2 separate regions of the Homo sapiens genome follow, and region 1 is linked to region 2. A link is an interaction called in ENCODE POLR2A ChIA-PET data of the cell type or tissue named here. Cell type or tissue: PC-9. All regions are shown on one strand. Links, peaks and the distances in the headings refer to the core of each region. The heading gives the core; the rest is flanking DNA. Region 1 has its middle 67 kb from the start of NCOR2. Region 2 overlaps NCOR2 (nuclear receptor corepressor 2).

Region 1 (12,925 bases), core at 2,196-10,195, 240 kb after region 2:
AGGTTTTAAGAACCGTACCGGCCGGGCGCAGTGGCTCACACCTGTAATCCCAGCACTTTGGGAGGCCGAGGCGGGCAGATCACGAGGTCAGGAGTTCGAAACCTGCTTGACCAACATAGTGAAACCCCTTCTCTACTAAAAATACAAAACTTAGCTGGGTGTGGTGGCGGGCACCTGTAATTCCAGCTACTCGGGAGGCTGAGGCAAGAGAATCACTTGAACCCAGGAGGCAGAGGTTGCAATGAGCTGGGACCACGCCACTGCACTCCAGCCTGGGCAACAGAGTGAGCGTCTGTCTCAAAAAAAAAAAAAGAAAAAAAGAAAAAAAGAAAGAAAAAGAAAAAGAAATGTACCATGACGTAGTCCCCATTGTAGCATCATGCAGAGATTCACTGCCCTAAAAGTCCCCTGGCCTCCATCTTTTCATCCCTCTTTCCCTCTCCTCAGTCCCCTGGCAGCCACTGATCTTTCTACTGTCTCTATAGTTTTGCCTTTTCCAGAATGTCACATAGTTGGAATCATAGCATGCAGCCTTTCAGAACGGCCTCTTTCACTTAGTAATATGCATTTAAGTTTCTTCCATGTCTTTTTGGGGCTTGATAGCTCACATCTTTTTAGCACTGAGTAATAGTCCACTCTCTGGATGTGCCACAGTTTGTTTATTCATTCACCCTTTTTAAAAAAAAAATTATTTATGTATTTATTTTTGAGATAGAGTCTCGCTCTGTCACCCAGGCTAGAATGCAATGGCACGATCTCAGCTCACTTCAACCTCTGCCTTCTGGGTTCAAGCGATTTTCCTGCCTCAGCCTCCAAGTAGCTGGGATTACAAGTGGGTACCACCACTCCCAGTTAATTTTTGTATTTTTAGTAGAGGCGGGGTTTCACCACGTTGCCCAGGCTGGTCTCAAACTTCTGGCCTGAAGGGATCCACCTGCCTCGGCCTCCCAAAGTGCTGGGACTACAGGCATGAGCCACGGGGCCTCAACCCTATTCACCTATTAAAGAGCATCTTGGTGGCTCCCAGTTTAGGGTGTTTATGACTGTAGCTGCTATGAACATTCATGTGCAAATTTTTGCATGGACGTAAGTTTTCAAATCACTTGAGTAAACACCTGGAAGTGTGATTGCTGGATAGTCTGCTAAGACTATGGTTAGCTCTCTGAGAAACCAGCAAACTGTCTTCCACAGTTGTTTAACTATTCTGCATTCCCACCAGCAGTGAGGGAGCGTTCCTGGGCGTTTGCATTTTATAGTGGTTGAAAAAACCAAAAGAAGAATATTTCATGACACATAAAAATTATATGAGATATGATTTTTAGTGTCCATAAATAGTTTTGTTTTTTTTTTTTTTTTTTTTTTTGAGACAAGGTCTTACTTTGGCACCCAAACTGGAGTGCAGTGGTGTGAACATGGCTTACTGCAGCCTCGACCTCCTGGGTTCAAGCAATCTTACCTCAGGCTCCTGAAGAGCTGGGACTATAGGCACGTGCCACCGTGCCTGGCTAATTTTTGTATTTTTTTGTAGAGACAGGGTCTCTATGTTACCCAGACTGGTCTCAAACTCCTGGCTCAAGCAATCCTCCCACCTTGGCCTCCCAAAGTGCTGGGATCATAGGCATATGTTGCTGCCCCTGGCCATAAATAAAGTTTTATTAGGACACAGCCATGCTCATTCACCTGTGTATTGGGTATGGCTTCTTTCATGCTACATAGGTAGAGTTGAGAGGCTGAAAAAGAGACTGGAGGCCCGCAAAGCCAAAGAAGTTTGACCCAGCCCTTTGTTTTTTCGGGGTTTTTTTGTTTGTTTGTGACAGAGTCTCGCTCTGTCACCCAGGCTGGGGTGCAGTGGCATGATTTCGGCTCACTGCAACCTCTGCCTCCCGGGTTCAAGCAATTCTGTTGCCTCAGCCTCCCAAGTAGCTGGGATTACAGGCGCCTGCCACCATGCCTGGCTAATTTTTGTATTTTTAGTAGAGACGGGGTTTCACTATGTTGGCCAGGCTGGTCTTGAACTCCTGACCTCAAGTGATCCACTCGCCTCAACCTCCGAAAGTGTTGGAATTACAGGCATGAGCCACCGTGCCCCGGGCTGACCCAGCCCTTTGGATAGAAGAGCCGTGCCAGCCCCTGCCTCAGCATGGTGGCTCTGGGAGTCATCCACGGCGCTGTGTGTATCAATAGGTTATCCCTTTCTAGTGCTGAGTGGGACTCCATGGCATGACTACACAACAATTTATCTGTTCAGCTGACGGACATTTGGACTGTTCCCAGTTTTTAGCTATTATGAATAAAGCTACTACGAGCGTTTGTCTGCTGGAATATGTAGGCCACATGCCTTTGCTTCTCTTGGGTGAATACCTAGGAGTGGAATTGCTAGGTCAGGACGCGCCACGTTGTACTTTGTGTCATATTGTCACATCTCAGGATACTATTTCTAACCAGTGCCCTTTTATCCCAGGAATTATTTGCCCCTTCCCTGTGCCTTCTGCCAAACTAGACTGTGTGCCATCCAATGCCCAGGGGAGGAAAAGTAGGAGAGAAAAGCGTAACAAATGTTACTCAGTTTCAGAAGCCAGTGCTTTCAGATTCCAAGAATCTGGGCTTTTGAGCTGCAAAACCTCAGCCAGGAAGAGTTCCAGATATCAATTTTATGGCAAAAACAATAGATTTGGGGGTGGGGGGAAGGATCTTACGTATAACGATGAAAGAGCCAGACTGCAAACCCAGGAGGAGATGATGGCTTTCCTGGGCTGGGTGAGAGAAGCAGGCTGTGGGCAGAGACCACTTGCCTCCATCAGAATCCGCTCTCCTTTCCTTTGGGAAAACAGCAAGACAGAGTTTCCCAGCCTCCTGTGCAGTCATTAGTGGCCATGGGGCCAAGCTCTGGGCAATGGAAGTTGAGTGAAGTGACGTGGGCCCCTCTCAGGCCTGACCCTCCAAGCCTCCCCTGTGTGCTCCTGGGTCCCTTTCTTTTCCACCAAGTGGAAGCTGTTGCAGCATTGAAGCTCTGGGGCACAGTGGACCCCAGGATGGCAGGAACCCTCCTCTACCCAAATGCCCACGCTGACCATGAACCGTTCTACAGGGAAGAGACTCTGTTGTGTAAAGCCGCTAGAGTGAGCCTCTGTACATCAAGGTACTGAACCTAAATCTCACTGGGTCAGATGGGAAACGTTGAGAGGGTGTAGCCACGTTTTGCTTCCAGCACTTATAGCTCTGTGGGAATGTGAGAGGCGTGTGAACCAGAGCAACTCCATCTTGAACAGGGGCCGGGTAAAATGAGGCCGAGACCTACTGGGCTGCATTCCCAGACAGTGAAGACATTCTAAGTCACAGGATGAGACAGGAGGTCAGGACAAGACACAGGTCATAAAGACCTTGCTGATAAAACAGTTTGCGGTAAAGAAGCCAGTAGAAACCCACCAAAACCAAGATGACCACGAGAGTGACCTCTGGGCGTCCTCACTGCTACACTCCCAGCGGCGCCATGACAGTTTACAAATGCCATGGTAACGTCAGGAAGTTACCCTATATGGTCTACAAAGGGGAGGCATGAATAATCCACCCCTTGTTTAGCATATCGTCAAGAAATCACCATAAAAATGGGCAACCGGCGGGGCACGGTGGCTCAGGCCTGTAATCCAAGCACTTTGGGAGGCCGAGGCAGGCGGATCACGAGGTCAGGAGGTCGAGACCATCCTGGCTAACACAGTGAAACCCCATCTCTACTAAAAATACAAAAAATTAGCCAGGCGTGGTGGCGGGCTCCTGTAGTCCCAGCTACTAGGGAGGCTGAGGCAGGAGAATGGCGTGAAGCCGGGGGCTGGAGCTTGCAGTGAGCCAAGATCGCACTGTTGCACTCCAGCCTGGGTGACAGAGCAAGACTCTGTCTCAAAAAAAGAAAAAAAAAGAAAGAAAGAAAAGAAAAAGAAAGAAAGGTATAAAATAGATTGTGCTGGCTCAGTTTAACACATCAAGGGCTGGATTTGCCTACGAGCCCCCAGTTTGTAACCTCTCTCCATTTATTTAATTAGTAAGCATTTACTGGGCGCTTACTGTGTGCCACACACAATTCTAGGCCCTGGACAACACAGATAAGGCACCTGGAAAATGGGTAGAGGGAGAGGAATTCCCCAGCAGGGACTCCCCAGGGACAGATGTGATGGGAAGTCTCGGCCGTGGGGCGCCCCTCTGCTGTGTGGCCCCCACACCGCCCTGGGCTGGTGGACAGGACTTCGGGGCCATTTTGTTCTCACCCAGCCTGTCTGTACTGTGCAAACCTCCGTCTCCTGGAGCTAAGGGGCTGCCTGGGCAGCCCAGAAGCCTCTAGGCCTCTCCAAAGATATACTGGGAAAAACTTTCCCTTGCTATTGCTCAGAATCGTTCAACTCCCAGCCGCTTGCTAATTACTATGCCCTTGAGCAAAAATGTTAATCTAAAAAACATAAAATTATAATGACTTACTTGACATAATTGGAACAAACAAGATGAGCAGGCAGGCGGCAAGCAGCAGGGGCTCCGGCATCAGCCCCCCAGCACCTTGCCAGCCTGGGGGCAGGGGACCCACCTGGGTGGGGGCGGGGGCAGAGCCCCCCTGGCCGGCGAGACTCATTGCCTTGTCAGGGGGCTGAGCGGTTCCGTTGGGTCTGCTCTGGCTTTGACTGAGGACTCATCCTAGATCTTGGCGTGGGGACAGCCAGCCTGGGTGGGCATCCTGCCTCCTATTGTGGGTCCCCAGGACAGTGACTTCCCTCTCTGTTCGCCCATTCCCTCGTCCATGAAATGGGGCTAACAGCATGTCCAGCACCTAGAGTTCTCCATGTCACCTGCTTGTAAATGCTGAGCTTAAAACACAGCAAGCACTCAGCAAACAATTACTGCCGTGAGTGAAGCTAATCTCCTCCAGGCCCATCTGAGGTGGGAGGAGAGAGGCCGGGGAGAGGGAGGATACGCTTCCAGCACACCCTGGTCCTTCCTCCCTCTCCTCTCTTTGCACAGGCCTGTCCCATGCCCAGCTTTAGCCATTAGGTCCTTACTTGAGGGGAGGCCTCCACACTCCCTGCCTGCCTGACTGGCTGGGCGTCCAGTGAGTTGGATTCCAGAGATCCTGGAGCCTGTGAGGAGGAGGAGGACGCAGAGGCTGGGGATCACATGATAAGAGATGCCCAGGAGACTTCATGAACGAACAGCCCAGCCCTTCTTGTCTCAGTAGATAAGATGGTGGGTGAGTGGGGCCCGCTCAGGGCTCAGGCATGCATCCCCAGAACCCGTGCCCATACCCCGAGAGCTCACACACCCACACCCAGACCTGTGTGCTTATGCATACACCCCAGAGCCTATGCACACACTTCCAGAGCTCACACACACACAGAAACACACACACCCAGACCTGTGCACACCCCCCCAGAGCTCATACACACCCATCCCGACCTGTACATACCCCCAGAGCTCATGCACACACCCCCAGAGCTCTCACACATACACTCAGACCTGTGTGCTCATGCACACACTCAGACCTGTGCATACATCCCAGAGCCCATTCGCATAATGCTAGGGCTCACACATACACCCCCAGAACCCATGCACACCCCAGATCTTGGCACACACCATAGAGCCCACACAACACACTCAGACCTGTGTACACATCCTGACTTCTACACACATTTTCAGACCTGTGCACACACTCCAGAGCCCAGGCATACACCCCAGAGCCCAAGAACACACCCCAGAGAACGATGCACACACCCCCGAGAACTATGCACACACCTCAGAGCTCACACACACCTCAGAGCCCAGGCACACACCCCAGAGAACTATGCACACACCCCAGAGCCCAGGCACACACCCCAGAGAACTATGCACACACCCTAGAGCCTCTTGTGGTTGCCCTTTGCCTGGAGCTCTCTGATTGGATAGTTGTAACAGTATGTTTTGGGCTGCAAGTAACAGAAAACTTAACTCAAAAATGGCTTTAACCAGGGGTCAACAAACTGCTGCTTATGGTCTGGCTCCTTGTTTTTGTTAATGAAGGTCTATAGGAATGCAGTTACGCCCACCCATTTCTATTGCCGATGGCTGCTTTCATGCAACAACGGCAAGCTGAGTCATTGCAATAGAGACCATGTGATCTGGAAAGCCTAAAATTATATTTAATGTCTGCCCTTTACAGAAAATTTTCACCGACCTCTGGCTTAAGCAATAAGGAAGACGTATTACTTCATATGATGAATGCTCAGAATGAAGGTGGCGTATTCGTTATCTCTGACTACACAACAAATCACCCCCCAAACTTGGAGGATTAAAGCAACAAGAATCATTCTCTACCTCATGGTTTCTGGGGGTAAGATCTCGGGAGTGGCTCCCCAGGGCGGTTTGAGCTCTGGATCTCTTGGAGGGTGCAGTCAGAGGGGCTGGTGGCTGGCAGTGTCATCTGGCTGCCGTCTTCATTTACAGTCTGACACCTGGGCTGGGCAGACTCAAACAGCTGGTCCTCCTCGGGCGTCGCTCTCCTGCTTGTGTGTTCATTTCAGCATGGTGGCTTCAGGAAAGCCAGACGTCTTTCCTGCAGTTCATGAGGGGGTCCCCTGAGTGTGTCCCAAGAGAGATCCAAGGAGAGGCCATATCACTTTTTTTTTTTTTGAGACAGAGTCTCACTCACTCTGTCGCCCAGGCTGGAGAGCAGTGGTGCAATCTCGGCTCACTGCAACCTCCGCCTCCCAGCCCAAGCGATTCTCCTGCCTCAGCCTCTGAGGTAGCTGGGATTACAGGCGTGTGCCACCACATCTGGCTAATTTTTGTATTTTTATTAGAGACAAAGTTTCACTCTGTTGGCCAGGCTGATCTCGAACTCCTAACCTCAAGTGATCTGCCCACCTCGGCCTCCCAAAGTACTGGGATTACAGGTGTGAGCCACCGCGCCCGGCCATATCACTTTTAATGACCAAGCCTCAGAACTCATGCAGCCACTTCCACCACACCCAGTGGTTGAGGTCATCACAAAAGTCCATCCGGGTTCAAGCGGAGGGGACCAAGACCCACCTTTTGAGTGCTTCAACCTCACCAGGAATCCAGGATCCTTCCACCTTTCTGCTCTGCGGACTTTGCTCTGTGTCCCGTGGTTACAAAATGGCTGTTGCCAATTCGACATTTTAGGCAGACACAGCAATGTCCGGTGGAAGAAGAGAGAACTGCCATGATCTTGTATCTCTCGTTTGTCTCCAGTATTTTTACTGAAATACAAAATACAGGCTGGGCGCGGTGGCTCACACCTGTAATCCCAGCACTTTGGGAGGTCAAGGCGGGTATGGATCACTTGAGTTCAGGAGTTCAAGACCAGCCTGGCCAACGTAGTGAAACCCCATCTCTACTAAAAATACAAAAATTAGCCGGATGTGGTGGCACATGCCTGTAGTCTTAGCTACTCGGAAGGCTGAGGCAGGAGAATTACTTGAACCAGGGAGGCAGAGGTTGTAGTGAGATGAGATCAAGCCACTGCACTCCAGCCTGGGCGACAGAGTGAGACTCCACCTAAAAAAAAAAAAAAAAAAAAAAAAGTGCATAGATCATAAGTGCACAGAGCAATGCATTTCCAAAGGTGAGCATGTCCGTGTACCCAACACCCAGATGAACATGACCAGAGGAGAAGCACCCAGAAACCCCTCTGCTCCCCCTCAGCCACTACCTTTTCCACGATGGCTGAATCTTGGCGGTCTATGCTTTTGATAGAAATGGAATGCTACACACGTGTGCTTGTGTGCCTAGCTTTTCTTGCTGCTGTGCCTACCTGCTTTTCTTGCCTGCACTACATTACGAACTTACTCATAAAAACACTATGCAGTCGAGTATAGCTGCAGGTAGCTCTTTTTCATTGCTATATAACGTTTCATTGTGAGATAGAATGATTTATTTAACCATTCTCCTGTTGATAGACATCTGGGTTGTTTGGCAATTATGATGAGCGCTGTGGTTAATGTCCTCCTAGTGGGTGTCTTATTTTAGACATATAAATGCACTGCTGTATCACAAGGAATGAAATTGCAGGGTCAAAGAGTAGGCAATGTTCAGATGTAGTAGGAACTTCCTAACTGTTTCCAAAGTGGTTGACAATGTCCCTGGCTCCAAGCTTGGAAGCCCAGCCCCCGATGCTGGGACACTCACACTGTGCCCAGTCTCCTGCCCCAGGGTCAGTGAACCACCCCCACCTGCTGCTTTCTGCCTTCTGTGGCCCTGAGATGGCAATTCCAAGATGGGCTGTCAATACCAAACCTTGTCACCTCCCAAGACAACAGGGCTGTCAATGACATCTCAACAACGGAATTTCTAACTTGCAGGTTTTAAAAGGGGGTTAGCTTTTAGGACCATAAAAATGTGCTTATTGCAAAATATTGGAAAAACTTCCAAGTTTAAAGAAGAAAATAAAAATAAAGATCTGTCCCCTCATTCTGGTCCAACAACCTCCACTTGTAACCACTCAGGGGGTTCACCTTGCCTGCTGCCTAGACAGAGCCAATTCATCAACATGGGGAAACTGCAATAGAGAAAGAGTAATTCATGCAGAGCCGGCTGTGCAGGAGACCAGAGTTTTACTATTACTCAAATCAGTCTCCCCAAGCCATTCAGGGAGCAGAGCTTTTAAGGATAACTTTGTGAGTGGGGAGAAGCCAGTGAGCCAGGAGTGCTGATTGGTCAGAGATGAAATCATAGGGAGTCGAAGCTGTCGTCTTGTGCTGAGTCAGTTCCTGGGTGGGGGCCACAAGATCAGAGGAGCCAGTTTATGCATCTGGGTGGTGCCAGCTGACGCATCACGTGCAGGGTCTGCAAAACATCTCAAGCCCTGACTTTAGGAGCAGTTTAGGGAGGGTCAGAATCTTGTAGCCTCCAGCTGCATGACTGCTAAACCATAATTTCTAAGCCTGTGGCTAATGTGAGTCCTATAAAGGCAATCTAGTCCCCAGGCAAGAAGGAGGCTGCTTTAGGAAAGGGTTGTTATGTTGTCTTTGTTTAAACTAGAAACTAAGTTTCTTCCAAAGTTAGTTCAGCCTAAGCCCAGGAATGAACAAGGACAGCTTGGAGGTTAGAAGCAAGATGGAGTTTGTTTAGTTAGATCTCTTTCACTGTCTCAGTCATAATTCCGCAACGGCGGTTTCACAGTGACATTTTAGTGTATTTCCTTCCCATCTTTTTTCTCCTCGCATATATAGACACATGATTGCAGCTAACTTGTATAACATGTGATATTCCAGGCACGACTTTTTTTAACCCATTCAATTTATATCAACTCATTTATTTTTTCATAACACTCCATTCAAATGACTACTATCATTATTATTGTTATTAATTTTTTTTGAGACAGGGTCTTGCTGCTACCCAGGCTTGAGTGCAGTGGTGAGATCTCGGCTCACTGCAACCTCCACCTCCTGGTTCAAACGATTCTTCTGCCTCAGCTTCCCAAGTAGCTGGGATTACAGGCGTGTGCCACCACACCCAGCTAATTTTTGTACTTGTAGTAGAGATTGAGTTTCACCATGTTGCTCTGGCTGGTCTTGAACTCCTGGCCTCAAGTGATCATCCACCTTGGCCTCCCAAAGTACTGGGATTATAGGTGTGAGCCACTATGCCTGGCCCAAATGGCTACTGTTATTATCCTCACTTTACAGATGAGGAAAAAGAGGCTCAGAGAGGCGAGGTGACTTGCCTAAGGTCACACAGCTCTAGAGCAATGATTTTGCTTTTAACAACTGCACTGTACGTCTCCCCAGTCTTGTTCTTATTCACCTGGAATCAGGAGGATGGAGAATAAGCGTTGATCATGGGTTTGGGAGTCACAGCTTTAGAGCCTGGGAGGCCCCCAGCTTCCTGGATCCCTAGGGTCAGGCTCCGAAGGGCGCTTCCTGCTCTCTGTTCACACGTCTGACTCTGGGGGCCTAGCCCCAGGACACTGATCATGGGGAACCACCTGACCTCCTCACCACCCCCACCCCTGTCCCAGCGCCCCAGCAAGAAAGGAGTCAGGTTGGGCGTTCACCTGTCCACAGCCAGGTGCCTTCCAGCTCAGCAGCTGAAGATAAAAATCTATTAGCTGCCAAGAGGATTGCTGGGAAAAGCCAAGCCGTGATTCATAGGGTAATAAATAGAAAGACAGTCCCGGCCCCGGGGCTGCATCTTCCTTGCATGCTGATCCCGCATCTGTGGCACTTCCCAGCCACCCCAGGGGGACGCTGGCACCCGAGGTAGGCTGTGGCAGGCTCACTCCTGTGCAGCAAGAGCTGGCCTCCGGGAAACCGGGGGGAGTCTCCGGAGCATGTACAGGAGACCTGCCCCGCCCAGCACACACGCTCCTTCACTCCCAGGTCAGCATCCTGGGGCCTCCGTGTCCTTGTCTGGACCATGGGTGTAAAGAAGCCACATTTCATCACAACGAAGCCAGCACCGATGTCAGCTGCACAATGTTTTGTCCTGTTATGGTCTTAATGTTGGTGTCCCCAACATATGTTGAAATCCCAATTCCTAAGTTGATGGGTTTAGGAGATGGCGCCTTTGTGGGGGTGATTCAGTCACGAGGGTGGAGGCTTCATGAGTGGGATTAGTGCCGTCATAACAGAGGCTCTCACGAGACCCCCGTCCCTTTCACCGCGTGAGGACACAGTGGGAAGACGGCCATCCATAAGCCGGAAAACGAGCCCTTCCCGGACACCCAATCTGCCTTGATCTTGGACTTCCCATCCTCCAAAACTGCGACAAATAAATTTCTACTGTTCATAAGCCACCCAATCTATGGTATTTTGTTGTAGTGATCTCCAGGACGTCCCTAGGAGTTGGCGCTGCCAACTGGTGTTTAAAAGAATTAAGACAGAAGCGAAGGATGAGGAAGAGCCAGCCAAGCAGACATCTGGGGGGAAGGCGTGCCAGGCTGGGGGGACAGCAAGGGCAAAGTCCTGCGGCAGAAACAAGTCAGTGGGTCCGAAGAACAGAGGGAAAGCTATTGGGAACGGAGCAGAGGGGATAGAAGAGAGGTCCGCGATAAGATGGAGGGGTGGGTGGGGCCTTGAAAGTCATGGTAATGCATGCAGATTTCTTCTAGAAGCAACGAGAGCCTCTGGAAATTGAAGGCAAGGCTGCGCATTGTCTGATGGATGATGGCAAGTGTTGCTTTGACTGTCCTCTGGGGATCTGACTGCAGGAGGCAAGGGCAGCACCAACTCCTAGGGGCGTCCTGGAGGTCGCTGTCATCACGCTGGGCCTGTGATGAGTGCTCAGCCCATGATGGTCAGGGTGGATATTGCTGTGATATCATTGTTGCCAACAGGCCCTTTCCATATGCCAGCAGAGGCTCATACCGAATCTAATCCCCCAAAGCTCAGAATCCGGGAAAAGTAAGATACTTTAATTCCTCCAAGTAAGGGGGCCCAGGTCCGAGACCCAAAGAAGACTCTGGGACCTCAGGGGAGGAGGGGGTCAGCTGGGACCGCCCTCCTCTAACACCCCTTCCCACACCTTGGAATGCACCTCAGGCCCAGAAGGACTAACTGAGTTGACATCCCCAATTCACCCCAGGCCTTCTCTCAACGTCCTAGAAAAGCTACCCATCTGTCTGCCAAAATCTCTGCATCTCCCCAGCCAGGCAACTCCCAACCCATTTACCAACTGGAAAGGATCCTTGGCCCCCAGCTACTGTTCCCTGCTCAGAACTCTCAGTGAATCTTGGCTGCAACTGCCACCTACTTGATGTCTGTGAGTGAATATTCCATGTCTCCCCCATTGAGTTTCCCCAGGTCAGAGACTGCTGAAACTTGCAGGGAACTCTGAGATGGCCAAGCTCAGGGTTGGCGAATACATAGCACTTTCCCTGCCTACACCTAGGCAGACATCAGAAATCAATCCCAGCTCTCTCTCCCATTGAGCTTGAGCATTGCCTGAGAATCCTCAGCCTAGACCTTAGTGCAATCTAGGAATTGGCACAGGATTAAAGCTCCTGGCTGTGCCCAGTCTAGCACAAAGCCCTCATTTCGTAAGTGGGGAAACTGACGCCCAGTAACAGGAAGGGACTAAAATTCAGGCCCCTTGACTTCCAGCCAACAGTCTCTTTCCTCGAGGGCAAAGGGACATCTATCATTTATGTTCTCCCTGTGGGATATGGTGAAGAGATAGTGTACAACAGAGATTTGTTCAACGAATAACAAGAATGAAACAAACAAAAAACAAGGAAAGAAAGAAGAGAGTTTTAGATGCAATAGGTAAAAACTGGCTCGGGTGTGAGAAAGAAACCCATGACATCGTGTTGCTAGACGTTTAGAAAAGTTGCTAAGGGAAATTTTTAGAGTGTCTTTCCTTGCAGAACTTTAAAAATAGTCCTGAAAAAAAAAAAGTAGTCCTGATTAAGTGCCCATCTGCCTGGGAGCCTCCTGCGGAATGCTGGGTGTGTTATTCACTCATAGTTGACAAGTGTTTGTTGAACATCAACTATATGCTGAGCATAAATCAGTCATTGAATTAAAAAGCAAAAATAACAGCTAGAATCTGTATCTCTCTGAGTTAGAGATCTTTGGCTGCAAGCAACAGAAACCAAGTCCAAAACTCAAGCACGAAGGGGGTTTGGGGAAGGAAAGAGGATGACTCACAAAAATGACAGAACAGCTCAACTCGGCTCGCCTGGGCACTGCCTGTGGCATGAATCGTCTCCCTGCTATTTCTTCATATTTTCCCAGATTCAAAATCTGGGTAAGAGAGGCTGCTGGCCTCACTTGGGTCAACTCTTGATCAGGAGAAGGTGGAGCTCCTTGATTGGCAGCTCTTTGTTTTAGCCCAGGTTACCTGGAGCACAGAGGCTGAGGCAGGGTTTCCTGGCTAATGCTATTCTGATGGGGTGCAAGCTTAGGACGGCAAGAGTGAGAGCAAAGGGACAAACAAGGTGACGGGCCTCTGA
Region 2 (8,000 bases), core at 1-8,000:
TATTTATGCCTGTGTCTCCAGCGGCGTGACCTTGTGTGGCCCAGCCAGTCCATGCAGGTAGGGCCTGCCCACTTTCCCAGGGCTGTGGGAGAGACAGGGAGTGCTCCTGACCTAGGGGTCTGTGCGGCAAGAGGGTGCCCCTCCAGGGCAGCAGGCCCCAAGGCTGAATCACGTAGCTCGGGACATGGCAGCCTCTCTGAGCTGGAGCTCCACTTGTAAGGACTTTAATGAAGGATTTCCCATAATGAAGGTTTTAACCATTTTCCTTGAATAAAATCAAGCTGCAAGCCAAGCTCCAGCTAAAATTGTTCAGAGGTTGGGGAGCTGAGGGGCAGCCGTCTGTGTTGGTATTTTCATTCATTCATTCATTCATTCATTCATTCATTCATCCACCCACCCACCCACCCACGTGCTGGCTGCCTGCCTGCTACACACAAGGCTCTAATGCAAATAAAACAACAGCAGCAGAAACATCAACACATCAGCCCGTGGCACGGCTAACTGACACACAGAGTTTGCAAAGCCCTTCAAAGACTTGGTTCCGTCTCATCCTTGCTGTCATGGCTGTGACCATTTTCCCATCCCCAGGAGGGGGAAATCTCGGTTCAGAGGGTCCCGCCAACTCACCCAAGCTTAGAGGACCAGCCAAGGGGGGCAACGCGGGCGTGGGGCCCCAGACTTCCTGCCCTCCGGGTCCTCTGGCCCCCGTGGCGTGGGGGTGGCACTGACTGACAGGCCACCTGTTCGCCTGCCGTGGCCCTGGGAGCCACGTGGCCTCACAGCCCGCTCCTCAGGGTTCCTCAAGGACAGGCGCAGAAGGGGAGGGCCGGGGCGTGGGATCAAGTGGCACCCGGCCCCTGACCTTTCCCTCCGCCCGCGCCAGCAGCAGCTGCCACTTCCAGAACCTGGCGGACAGGGCCGCGCGTTTATTTATATTTCCCCAGCCGGGGCCAAGAGAGCCCAGGCAAACACACCGGGCCAGAGGGATCACAGACCCGGCACCCGGGTGGGAGAGGGCGAGAGGGGGCGGGTCTCCCATCTGGGCCTGCTGGGTGGGGTGGGCATGGAGAGCTCAGGGGGTGGGGTGAGGGTGGCCCAACAACACTGGGGAGGTTGACATTTCCAAACTCAGTCAATAAATAAGGAGGTAGCTAGGAGCCTGGCTGGGGGCTGGGGACCCTAATTAACTCCGATCATGGGGGCAGTGGGAGTGGGTTGAGGGCAGAGGAGAGGGGATGGAGGTGGGGGTGGGGGTCACCCAGCCCTTCCTGAAAACATACGGCTCCCAAAGGAGCTGGGCAGAGTCATCCAGGCGCCTGGCCAGAGCTCGCTAGCAGTCTTGGCCAGCCCTTCTGCTCTCCGGCCTCAGTTTCCTTAACTGCCGTGTGAGGAGCCAGAGTGGGTGTCCCATTAGTGCCGGCCAGGGCTGCGGGGTAGGGGCAGGCTGGCACTGGCTTCCTCTGGTTCCTGTTCTGGGAAGCCCAGGCAGAGGCTGCCAGGCACGGAGAGAAAGACTTTCTACCCTACCGTGCCTTGGAGACCACCCCGCCAGACCCAGCTTGAAGCCCCCGTCCACTTGGAGAGACCCCCTGTGCACACAGCATCACAGACCTTCCCAGGCACAGATCCAGGTCCCACCCCTGCTTCCAGGAGAGCTTCAGCCCAGCAGGGAGAGAGAGGAGAGGGCATGGGGGAAAGGATGGGCTGGGACCCCCATCCACTCCAGGGGCCCAGAACTCCGACTCCCCAGCTGCCCAGCCTCAAATCCCAGATGGCCACGTTGCGGTCCCTGTCCCTGCACCCGCAGTCCCCCATCCCCTCCCCAGGACCACTCACTCACATCCTCTCATTCGCGTCTCCCCCTCGGCCAAGTTTTCCGGAAACATAGGGCTGGGAAGATGCCCCAGGGAGCGGGCCGAAGTGGGCCGGCAGGCTGGGCGGCCGCGGTCGGCTCTGCGAGGCTGCTGGTTGGCGTCTGCTGGCGGCTCAGCTCAGCCTCACATCCTTCTCCGTCCCACGGTGAGGGAGGGAGGGAGGGAGGGAGGGAGGGAGCGAGGGAGGGAGGGACGCGGCGGGCGGAGGCTGGCTCGAGAGGGGCGGGCGGGAGGCAGCTCCTCACAAGTCCGCCTGCCTGTGGTGGCCCGGGGCTCCTCCAGCGGCCGCTGCCACCTCTGACGCCGTCCCCAAGCCGCTGTGGGCGCGCGAGGTGCCCTTCCCCGAGGGTGGTGGGTGGCGGGAAGTTGTCAGTGGTGCGTGTGGGATGCCCCTGGGCCAGGTATCACCGGGGCGCAGCGTGCCGAGCTCCTCCAGCACCAATGTGCCCAGTGCGGACGCTCAGCGAGCAATGCCGGCCAGAGCCCACAGACCCCCGGGCCGGGCAAAATCCAAGGACCCAGGCCCAGCAGGGCAGCCGTGTCCCCCGCAGCCGGGCTCAGCTCTGATCTTCTTGCTGCCTGACCCAGCGAGACGCGGCAGGACTGAATGTGACCTCCAGACGGAGGCTCGCGGCGGGCGGGCAGGCGGGCGGGGGAGCGTGGCAGAGGCCCAGGTTCACAAGGGGCGGGCCAACTTGGCACTGGCTCCCCCTCCCTCTCTCCCCATCCGCGGCGGTGGCGGCGTCAGCAGTGGTAAGAACAGATGAGGGTTCCAGAAAAACAGAGCTTCTCCACCCCCGGCAGACAGGGAGCAAACAGCTTCTTCCGCCATCATCCCCCGCCGCCCGTCCCCCCACCCTCCGTGTCAGTTCCACCTGAGCTCTGCCCCCTGCCTGGCCTGATGCTGCCGAGGCTGACCGAGCCCTCTGTCGGGGACTGTGGGTGGGCAGGGCTAGCCTCGCATTCCGGAGGGATCCCGGGATTTGAGGAGCCTTTGCAGGGTGCACATGAGACCGCCAACCATTTAGGGGAGGGGGAAGGGTTTGGGGATTTGGGGTCCCCAAAGAGCCCTCTGCTGCTGGGGGGGTCTCGGGACCACAGCTGCCCCTTTCGTCCTCCTCCGAGAGCCCCTGCAGCCGTGAAGGAACACTGTGGGAAATGCCGGGGAGCCACCCAGAAGGTTGAAAGTTAACTGAGCTGAACTTTGGATCCTAGATTCAGGTCACGACCGACTTCCCTGACTCTGGGATCATTAACCTGCTTTTCCCTTTAACTCCCAGCCCTTCCATCCTGCCCCCTAAAAATCTGGGGAGCAGAAGGCGTCTCTGGAATGTCCCTGCACCCCCAGCCCTCGTCCTGGGGCACGATGCCAGGGGAGGGCAACAAACCTCAACCACATCAGGGATCTGGGCCTCTCCACCTGAGTCCTGCCCTCTGCCCTCTGCAGGGGAGGTCTCAGTGCACTTTTAAGGATGCCAACCCCGTGAAATCACTCCTCTGCTTAAAATCTTCCAGTGACCACATGAAGCTCTTGGAATAAAATCCAAAGGCCCTAGCACGGCCCAGGTGACCCTTAGGAGCCAGCTCCATGAACCCGCCCAGCCTCTCTCTGGGTCACTCGTGTGTGCCCCAGGGCCTTTGCACCAGCTGCTCCTGCTGCCTCCACGGGTTTTCTCACAGATGTGCCTTGTCTTCCCTCTGGTCTTGGCTCAAGTGATGGCTCCTCAGAGAAGCCTTCCTTGCCCGCCCCTCCAAAGTGACCCCCCCCCGTCGCCCTGCCATCCCAGGGTTTGATCATCTTCATAGCTTTCACCGCCTCTGAAATTAGCTCCCTCGTCCCACTGCTCATCGGCAGGTGTCCGGGGCCTGCTGAGCACCCTGGGCATCTCTGCCACCCGTCTGGGTCCCTGGTAAGGAGCTTGCAAAGGAAGAGGGGGCTGTGCGTTTAGCTCTGCAGGGGGCCCCGAACCCTCCCAAAAGAGGCTGGGGTATCCCCCTTGACATCCAGGCACACGCCCCCAACACTCTGTGCCAGGGCGGAGATGGCAGATTCTGCCACCATGCCCTGTGGTCTGGATTCCCCGACCCCACTTCTAATTTCTAAGGAAGGAGTTTCGTTCTGAAGAGTCAGGAGGCAGGAACTAGGAAGTGAAATTGACCAAGACAGGAAGTCCAGCCAGGAGGTCTGAGTCACAGACGCCGAGTGGAGAGCCAGGCGCAGGGGCCCGGCGGCCACGGGAGTGGGTGCTTGGGGCCCCGCTGGGCTAATCCTCCTCTGGGCACCCATGGGGCAGCGTCCCACATGCCATCCGCGGGCCCATGACGAGCTGTTCTTGTGGGGGCCAGGACTCAGCCTCCTCGGCTCAGGTGCTCTGGCCCTCAGGGAGGCCTGTGCTGCCGCTCAGATGCCTCCAAGCTGCTTTTCTCCAAGGGTCTGCAAACCTGCATCCACAGCTAGGACTCCGAGGGGACCACACCACCGCCCACCTGCATCTGGGGATGTTGCAGCTGTTTTCTCTGGAAGTCAGCCCCCAACCCTGGAAACACACTCGCTCTCCCCACCCCAGCCAGTCACCTCCAGCCTTGACGTTTCCCACCCCTTCCATGAAGACTCACAGGCTGCCTGCCAGAGGGGTGCATCGACCACCGCCCCCCACCTGCCATTTTCCCCGAGAAACTCAGCATGCTCTGCCTAAAACCCTATCAAAGTTGGGAGGAAAAGAACCCAGCCGTCTTGGGCCTGAGTCATGCCACTTCCTCATTTCAGAAACCCCAAGCCCTGGCGGGGGGGGGGTTCCACAGGGACGGTGCCTCCGCATTGACACCCTTGACAGGCCGGGCACTCCTGCGTGTCTTGTCAGGACTTCCCGAACTCCTGCCATCCTGAAATCCTATCAGGATGTTGGCTGGATAACATCACACCTGGACTTGCACCTCCCCACTCTTTTCTCTCCATCTACTCTTTCAAAAATCAGCCTCGCTATCTGCCTTAGCCTCCGCATCAGCAATTATACCCGTAAATCATAGGTACGATGTGAAAAAGCTACGTCTTCTCCCAGCTCTCAAAAAAACCCAGACTCATTAAGATGAAATAAAGTCACCTGCATACGACCTGGCGCTGTCTCGCCTACCATTTCCGGAAGTGCCACGTTACACCTTTCAATGTCACGTTTTCCTACAGAGCAGAGCAAAGTTGGAAGCCAGCCTGGGGGGTCAGACAGACCACCCCATGCCCTGTGTCCACCGCAGTGGGCTGGGTGAGCACTGGCTCTCCCTCTGGCCTTGGTCTTCTCCTGTGCAAAGCAGAAGTCGTGTGTATGCGTGCGTGTGTACACACGCGTGTGGAGGGCCTGCCTTGTTCGTGAGCACCAGCCACGCCACGTGACGACAGGCATCATTACTACCGCATCGACCGCCAGGTGCTCCTTCCCTGAGTCAGGAGCCATGTGGATGCGGATTCATGGGTCTCCCCTAGGAGGGAAGGGGGGCTTGTTGATGCCTGATTTCATCTTCAAGGGTGCTGACAGGAGCAAGAGTGTGGTCCAGACCCTGCCCCTGTGTCTGGCTGTACCCCAAGTTCCTGCAGAAACCCCAATTTTTTCCTCCCTCCAAACCATCACAACAGACTGTTTCTCACATATCCGGCCGGGAGGCCAACCAGCCCCAGACATGCACCCTCCCTAGTGGTCTCTCTCCAGACCACACGTGGTGACAGTCTCCTTGGACGCGAGCCCCGAGGCACCGCACCGTCCCTGCCTGGTATACCACCCCTCCTGAGTCACACAGCTCGAGTGTCGCCTCCTGCTGGGCCCTGACGGACAGCTGCACCAGGAAGTAGCCGGGCAGACCCAAACCCAGGAGCAGCAGCACTGCCTACCGGCCCGCCCACCCCACTGTAAGCTCTGGCAGCTTTGTGCGGCAGAGCACACAGGCGCTCCTCTTTTGGGGGGCCCATGGTGGGCACAGCCCAAGGCTTTCCCAGTGGACATGTAGTGGAGGAGGTCCTGCTCTCCAGGCTCCAGGCTGGGGGCTCACCCCTCCCCTTCCCATGCCTTAGACGCTTCATCTATAAAAGCCCGTCAGGCCAGCCCATGTGCACAGCAATGGGTGGTTCCTGCCTCGCTCCTGTGAGAAGTGGCAAGGCCACTAGACAAGGCAGCTGGAGTCCTGGGGGAGGCCTCTGGGGTCTGCCCGGGCTTACTGGGAGCCACCAGGGCCTGGTCTTGCACATCCTCCCACTGTTGGCCGCTCCCTGGAGATTGGGAAGGACTGGCAGCCCGGAGGCGGGCCAGAGCCAACTCCCGGTCTAGAATGGTGTGACAATGGTGTGACCGGGAGCCTCCCAACCCCCTCCACAGCAGGTTCTCTGCCCGCCAGAGAAGAGGGCTGGGGCCTGGAGGAGCTGCCAGCAGAGCCTCGGGCCTCTCGCACAGCTGGGTCAGGCTTCCAAGCCAGGCCAGGCTGACCTTTCCCAGGGGAACCGAGTCCCTCATCCCAGCCCTGCTCCTGCCCTGCCCCTCCTTCCCCACTTGGCGCTGGGCCCGAGGGCAGGCGGCCAGCTCCCCGGAGCTGCCCGGTTCCTGGGGAAGCTGCCTCCTGAACATTCTCGGTCCTCAGGCAGCACAAGCCCCAGGGCAGGCAGCCACAGCCGCATGCACACAAGAAGGGAGGTTGCTCACTTGCCCACCAGAAACCCTATGGCCATCATGTCCCCAGCCCCTCCCCAGTGGCCTCCCACGCTCTAGAGTAATAGCTACACTCCATCCCATGCTGGCAAGGCCAGGCTCCCGGTGGCCCCTCTACCTTCTGGGATTCAACCACTTCTCATGGGGCCACACTGCCCCTGCCATGGGGCCTTTGCACATGCCTGTCCTGCCTTTGTTACCTGGTCAACAGGTTGGCCCATGGACTAACCTGTTCAGCTCTCATGCCAACCCCATTCCTACTCTGCAAGTAGAGTGCCTGGGTTCAAATCCCAGCTCTACCACTTCACAGCTGTGTGACCCTAGGCTGCTCACTAAGCCTCTCTAGGCCTCGGTTTCCTCATTTGAATAACAGAAGTATTAACAGCACCTGCCTCCTAGTCAGGTTGGTAGAGATAAAGTGACTTCATACACACAAAGCTTCCAGCAGTGCCCAGCACGCAGGATGGGCTCCACGGTGTTACTGGGTGATATTCACTATTATTTCGTGCTCTGGGTGTCGGCCCCTTCCTCGGGGTAGCCCTCTGACTGGTGGCCCCCAGCACCATGGAAGTTCCTCCAGTTGTCACTGTACATTTGCTTGGCAGGTGACTTACCTCCGACCCCCATCGCCGGGGCGAAGACAGAGGTGGCGGGGGCCGAGGCCCCAAAGTGTAGGTACCTGCTCAGGGTCAGACTCTGCAGGAGGCACAGCTGGGACCCAAACCTAGGGAGCAGGGTCTGGAGACTGCGCCCTAAGCTAGCGGCCTGCCATTTCTGAGTGCCTACTGTATACCAAGGACTGTTCCTATGTGGCTCGCTCCGTCTTTAAAGTGCCCCTGGGAGGTAGCATCCCTGCCTCATCTGAGAGAACGATGGTAACTGAGGGTGAAACAGATGGGCCAGGCCAAGGTCAGGGGGCTAAGGAGCTGCTTGTAGCTACAAAGTGATGGGGAGGTCGGTATGCCCCGGGCAGCACTGCCCTCAGCTCTTCTGTGTACTTTCACCAAAACCCCAGGAAGGTGGGTGTGCTGGGTTGGAGAGCATCCCCCCAACATTTTGTGTCCACCAGAACCTATGAATGTGACCTTATTTGGAAAAAGGATGTTTGCAGATGTGATCAAGTCAACGTGGGGTCATACTGGATTGGGGTGGGTCCTTGTAAGAAGAGGAAAATGTGGACAGAGACACGCAGGGAGAAAGGCACACAAAGACAAAGGCAGAGCCTGGAGGGATGTGGTCATGAGCCAGGGACTGCCAAGGCTGCAGGCAGGCGCCAGGGGCTGGGGGAGGCAAGGCAGGCTCCTCCCCAGAGCCTCTGGAGGGAATGCAGCCTCTTGGATGCCTTCAACTTGGACTTCTGGCCTCCAGAACAGTGAGAGAATACATTTATTTTAAGCCACCCAGTTCATGACCCTTTATTATGGCAGCCACAGGAAACATA

The links. ChIA-PET counts read pairs that join two places held together with the same protein. Peaks named below come from ENCODE experiments on the same cell type or tissue, not always from the same donor. Only the 100,000 strongest peaks of a DNase experiment are listed, where the experiment ranks them.
Region 1: POLR2A ChIA-PET joins it to region 2 with 37 read pairs; 5 of 35 experiments call an interaction of 5 or more read pairs at or near these places.

Annotation. Positions count from the first base shown.
Region 1 is chr12:124,627,677-124,640,601 of GRCh38, forward strand. No RefSeq gene overlaps it. Among named protein-coding and RNA genes, the nearest start is that of NCOR2, 67 kb to the left of the region's middle. RefSeq lists enhancers at 5,383-6,582, 5,887-5,936, 7,921-8,561, 8,567-8,861. In PC-9, for the core only: no CTCF peak of the experiment used is centred there; DNase peaks (open chromatin) are centred at 5,815, 6,135, 8,815 and 10,045; H3K4me3 peaks cover 1,088 bases; H3K27ac peaks cover 5,954 bases.
Region 2 is chr12:124,386,845-124,394,844 of GRCh38, forward strand. All of the region lies in intron 18 of NCOR2 (nuclear receptor corepressor 2), which reads right to left. Among named protein-coding and RNA genes, the nearest start is that of MIR6880, 54 kb to the left of the region's middle. RefSeq lists enhancers at 1-231, 3,962-4,141, 5,109-5,798, 7,869-8,000 and a silencer at 2,443-2,512. In PC-9, for the core only: CTCF peaks have their summits at 2,367 and 5,723 (motif pointing left); DNase peaks (open chromatin) are centred at 2,077, 4,047, 5,667, 6,297 and 3 weaker places; H3K4me3 peaks cover 4,049 bases; H3K27ac peaks cover 7,902 bases.